Regions from separate parts of the Homo sapiens genome. Here region 2 is linked to region 1. A link is a contact called in ENCODE Hi-C data. All regions are on one chromosome and are shown on one strand. The core of a region is the stretch at or near the end of the contact, and the rest is flanking DNA. Distances in the headings are between cores, read along the strand shown. Region 1 holds the start of HAUS1 (HAUS augmin like complex subunit 1). Region 2 holds the start of ACAA2 (acetyl-CoA acyltransferase 2).

Region 1 (2,647 bases), core at 48-2,547:
GGTCAGGAGTTTGAGACCAGCCTGATCAACGTGGTGAAACCCCCCGTTCTACTAAAAATAAAAAAATTATCCCTGCATGCTAGCACAAGCCTGTAATCCCAGCTACTAGAGAGGATGAGACAGGAGAATTGCTTGAGCCTGGGGACGGGGGTTGGAGGTCGCAGTGAGCCAAGATCATGTCACTCTGCACTCCAGCCTAAGCGACAGAGAAACACTCCATCTCAAAAAGAAAAGAAAAGGTCGGGCGCAGTGCCTGTAATCCCAGCACTTTGGGAGGCCAAGGCGGGCGGATCACCTGAAGTCAGGAGTTCGAGACCAAGCTGGCCAACCTGATGAGATCCCATCTTTACTAAGATACAAAAAATTAGCTGGGCGTGGTGATGCACACCTGTAATCCCAGCTACTCGGAAGGCTGAGGCAGGAGAATCGCTTGAACCCGGGAAGCAGAGGTGGCAGTGAGCTGAGAGCCGAGAGCCGAGATCGTGCCACTGCCCTCCAGCCTGAACAACAGAGACTCCATCTCAAAAAAAAAAAAAAAAAAAAAAAAGCTGGGCGCGCTGGCTCACGCCTGTAATCCCAGCACTTTGGGAGGCCGAGGTGGGCGGATCATGAGGTTAGGAGTTCGAGACCAGCCTGGCCAATATGGTGAAACCCCGTCTCTACTAAAAACACAAAAATTAGCCAGGCGTGGTGGCGCTTGCCCGTAGTCCCAGCTACTTGGGAGGCTGAGACAGAAGAATCGCTTGAACCCAGGAGGCAGAGGTTGCAGTGAGCCGAGATCATGCCACTGCACTCCAGCCTGGGCGACAAAGCGAGACTCTGTCTCAAAAAAAAAAAATGTCCCTAGTTTTTAGGTTGGGGGAACTAACGGATCAAGTTAAGATTGCCTCAGCTCATATTGCCAGGGTAGAATATAAATTCTGAGTGGATGCAATCAATGTGGAAGAAACACAAACATCTTGCTAAGCAAGAACCAAACGTTTCAAGTACTTTTTTTTAACGACAAGTGATTCAAACAAGAAATAAAAATAAAAGAAAGAAAAAACAACCTGGTTCTAGGCGGCTCTATCTCTCGTAGTGTTGATTATACCGCGGAAGGCGGGAAGAGCTGGGAAGTGGCAACGAAGCGAGGCTTGCAATGCCAGAGCCTTCGACCAGCCTTGCACAGGGGCTCAACGGCCAGGAGTCTCAGGTAAAACCACAACTCCCAGAAATCCCGGGCCCGGCGAGGGGCGGGTGCCAACGGCGTGTGGGCGGGGCCTAGGGAGTGAGCGGGGCGCATCTCCCGCTAGGAGTTCCTAGTAAAGTGGCGGGAGCCGCAGCTATGGAGCCGCAGGAGGAGAGAGAAACGCAGGTGATGGGGCGGGAATGGGGATCGTTGGCCTCCTGGAAAACGCGTTTTTGACACCCCCGCGCCGACAGCGGGTCTCCTGTGCGCGCCACGTCTACTTTTCTCTCCCCTATTCCACACATCCGTCTTTTAGTGCCGCCGTCACTATCTGCAAGCCCCCCGTGCTTAGACTCTCCTGAAGGCCTTTCCCTTCCTGCCCGGGCCTCCCCTTGTTTGGATCTGGCCCGGGAGAGGCGTTGAGCAGCCCGTGTCCACAGACTCTGGAGTGGGACTTATGAAGCCAAACCCGCCTTCCGGTTCGCTGCTCAGCCCGGCGGCTTCCACATCTGAACTGCTTCCGCGCCCTGCATCCCAACACTGGGAGCCTCCCGGCGCGGCGGGGCTTCTGGTGATCGAGGGACAATTGCTTTTTTCAGACCATGCACGGTCTAATAATGCGTTCGCATTATTATGGTCTATTAAGCTTTAAGGTTTTTCAAGCGAGGCAAATTGTTAGCCTGTACCGCTTTTGCAGATTTGGAAAAGAACGGATTGTTCTCTGGTAATTTTCAGTATTGTACGTTTCTTTGTGTACTTGCTCACTTTTTATTTCCTGATATCTAGTATCTCCCTAAAGACAAGTGAGGTTGTGAAGTAGGACTCCAAAATAGTCACAGAAAGCATTTAGTTTGCTTTTGATCACTTCTTTGTCATATTCTCATCGAGCCATTACAGTAAACAAGGCTTATAATATTTGTCTTTCTTTTAATGGTTAGGTTGCTGCGTGGTTAAAAAAAATATTTGGAGATCATCCTATTCCACAGTATGAGGTGAACCCACGGACCACAGAGATTTTACATCACCTTTCAGAACGCAACAGGGTCCGGGACAGGGATGTCTACCTGGTAATAGAGGACTTGAAGCAGAAAGCAAGTGAATACGAGTCAGAAGGTGAGATTAAGTCCAGAGTTTTGAACGAGAATAAATAGAGGTAACCAAATTTTATAACACTAAAGTATACAGGATTAATTTACTGTAGACTACTTGTTTTGCTCCTTTATTTTTCCCAGATTTTCTTCCACTCTGTTATAGTAGTAACTTTATTGTTTTATGTTTATATATATGTATATGTATGTGTGTGTGTGTGTGTGTGTGTGTGTGTGTGTGTGTGTGTGTATATATTTTAGACAATCTTGCTCTGTCGCCCAGGCTGGAGTGCAGTGGTGTGATCTCAGCTCACTGCAACCTCCATCTCCTGGGTTCAAGTGATTCTCATGCCTCAGCCTCCCAAGTAGCTGGGACTACAGGCCTGCACCA
Region 2 (2,647 bases), core at 38-2,537, 3.7 Mb after region 1:
CTTTCAGATCCCCCTAACCAATGCTTAGCTGGCATCTCCACTTGGCTGCTTCACAGGCACCAAAAAGTTTTCTGCCTAAAACTGAATTCTCAATCCTTCTTTCCACATCTATTCCTTTCCCAATTTTCCTCACTCTGTAAAGTGGCATCATCATGAACACGGTTCATCAAACCAGACACTTTTCATCATTCTCGACATTTCCTTCTTATATTTACTCCACCACATCCAATCCACTTTCTATCAAATCCACCTCCAAATCTATCTCAACTCATCCCTCCCCTTTTCTCCCCAATTACACTGCCCCACACGAGTCAAAGCCATCATTTGCTGCTCCCTGGACCTCTACAATAGATCCTTAAATGGTCTCTTCGCCATTACACAGACCGCCCCAAATTCGGACAGAGTGGAAATCAGATCCTGTCATTACCCCGCTTTAAATCCCTGTATTGCCTTCCACTGAATTTGGAACAAAACCCCACCTTCTTACAGAGCCCACAGGGCCCTGGAGCACCAAAATGCTTGGTTCTTAGATCCTGCCAAGCTTTTTCCTGTCTCAGGGCCTCGATATGTATTCCACCTCAATGTTCTTCGACTCGTACATCCTTAAAGTAAGATTCCATTGACTGTGCCCACTTGTTTTGAAAAGGGAGTTTATTACACAGTTGTTTTAAACAAGTTCATAACCCTAGAACTTAGGTATAGAGTGACCGCTCTAATCTAAAGCAACAGAAGGGAAATGGGAGCAGGGCAGGTCTTCCAGCAGAACACCAGCTACCATTTCTGCAGGCCTCTCCATCGATTCACCCGGGGAGCCCTGACCACCGAGGCCGAGCGGCGGGCTCCTGTGCGCAGCTGCCCCGCAGCAGGCGCCCGCGGCCTATGGCGCCGCCCCATTTTTTCTAATACTTGGACTCGAACTAGTGGGGTCACTGTTAGGCGAAGAAAGGAATGACCTCCAAGGTCACATGCAAGCAAACTTTGGTCTCAACTAAACAGGAAATTGCACCGAAATCGCTGTCGCTAGCGCCTTACAAGTAAGGGTTTTCTCCTTAACCCAAACAAGCCTTTCGGGCTGGGTTTTTATCACGTCCGCTCCAAAACCGAGGAGGTTGAGTGAACTTCACCCCACGACCCCGACTCTCCGCGGCGGCCGGAAGCGGAGGCCTGGCCTGGGGAGGGCAGGACCCCGAGGGGCGAGGAGAGGAGGAGGGGGCTGCGCTCACCTCGGAGCAGAGCCATGGCGGCTGCTGGGTCGTCGGCGGCGCGGGTCTGTGGTGTGGGGGACGCTGAGCGGCCGCTCGCAATCACCCAGATTTCAAGAGCGTGGGTGGCGCCCCGAGAGCCACGCCCCTGCCCTTTCACCTACTTCCTGGGGCTCCTTGGCGGGGTCCCAGCGTAAGATGGTCCTACCCCACGCGTAGCGCTGCCCGCCTCACCCCAGCCCGAGGGAGCCCAGGGGACGGGGCTCGGATAGACCACAACGCGCCTTGAGAGCGGACTCTTTCCTCACATCCTCATTTTTAGATTTTCTCCGTTTCCAAACCGAGAGAATTTGGTTTGACACCTCTCACCCATCATATCCTAGCCCCGACAGGCGATGACTCTTCCCCTTTGTCTCCGCCAACACCCTAAACACTGGGCAGGAGCCAAGGGCTGAGGAACTTGGCGCGCGGGCGGCCGCGGCCGCCAGCTGGGGGCGGGACCGAACGTCCTGTGGGCGGGGCGCGGCGGCGGCGGCGGGATTGGCTGGGGCGGGCGGGTGCGCAGTCCGCTGGGCAGAGGCTTGGGCCGCCGAGCTGGACCCGGACCGGTTTTGGGTACTGTACTGGGGGCAGGGCAGAGAGGTGGGCGGCAGTTGGGGTGCGGTGATTGTAGTAGGCTAGGGCGCTTTCGGGTCCCCATTGCAGCCCCCGGATGAGCCCGCAGTATTTTCCTTATATGATCAGGTCCCATTGCGGGCGGCGCCGCTTGCCCGGAGCCTGAGAGGATTATGAAAACGTGGCGAGCGAAATGGGGCCAGGGGACCTGGAGCAGGGGCGTGAGGAGAGTAGGCAGCGGGTGAGGCTGGACGGGAGGGAGGTCTAGGGAGGCCTCTGCCGCGGGCACTGTGAGTCCTGGCCGATGATGACGAGACCACTGCGCAATCTGAGTTCTGGGAACCAGGTGATGGAGTATGTTCTGAGAACAGACTGAGGCCGGGCAAGCAGGAGGCGGCCGCGGCAGGGGAGAGGCGGAGAGCCCCTCGATACCAGGGCTCGGAGGGCCGGGCTGCCTAGCGAGGGCTTCTTTTGAGTGCGTAGGGGTGGTGGGTGGCATGGACGGTTTCTCTGAGTCGTCAGCGAATGCCCCCCCTAGAATCCTGCTTTTCAAACACTTTGGTGACACTCTTGCAATGTTGGGGTGTTTTTAAATCCAAATTTGTATTATGAAAACTTACAAACTTACAGAAAAGTGGGAAGACTTGTACAGTGGACACATATCGACCCAATTGTTAACATTTTGCTATATTGCTATCCACCTGTTCTTCCATCAAACCATCTTATCTTTTTAATGCAGACCTTAGTACTCTACACCCATGAACACATCAGCACACATTATTCATTTACAGTTCTTTTTAAGGCAAAATATCCACGCAATCAAATGTACA

What was found. Hi-C counts contacts between places; a loop is a spot of excess contacts on that map. Pooled maps may share reads with other maps.
Region 2: a pooled map shows a loop between it and region 1 (4-fold over the local background). The contact joins the promoter of ACAA2 here to the promoter of HAUS1 in region 1. A Hi-C loop is called at or near these places in 8 of 50 pooled maps.

What each region holds. Positions count from the first base shown.
Region 1 is chr18:46,103,088-46,105,734 of GRCh38, forward strand. HAUS1 (HAUS augmin like complex subunit 1) reads left to right here and starts at 1,298. Exons shown (of 9, transcript NM_138443.4): 1 at 1,298-1,354; 2 at 2,107-2,281. The coding sequence starts at 1,325. It also overlaps a transcript of ATP5F1A not described here. RefSeq lists a silencer at 1,123-1,222 and an enhancer at 1,613-1,702.
Region 2 is chr18:49,812,246-49,814,892 of GRCh38, forward strand. It overlaps ACAA2 (acetyl-CoA acyltransferase 2), which reads right to left and starts at 1,288. Exons shown (of 10, transcript NM_006111.3): 1 at 1,224-1,288. The coding sequence starts at 1,239. SNHG22 (small nucleolar RNA host gene 22) reads left to right here and starts at 1,778. Exons shown (of 4, transcript NR_117096.1): 1 at 1,778-1,817. It also overlaps SCARNA17. RefSeq lists silencers at 1,081-1,200, 1,094-1,388, 1,631-1,800.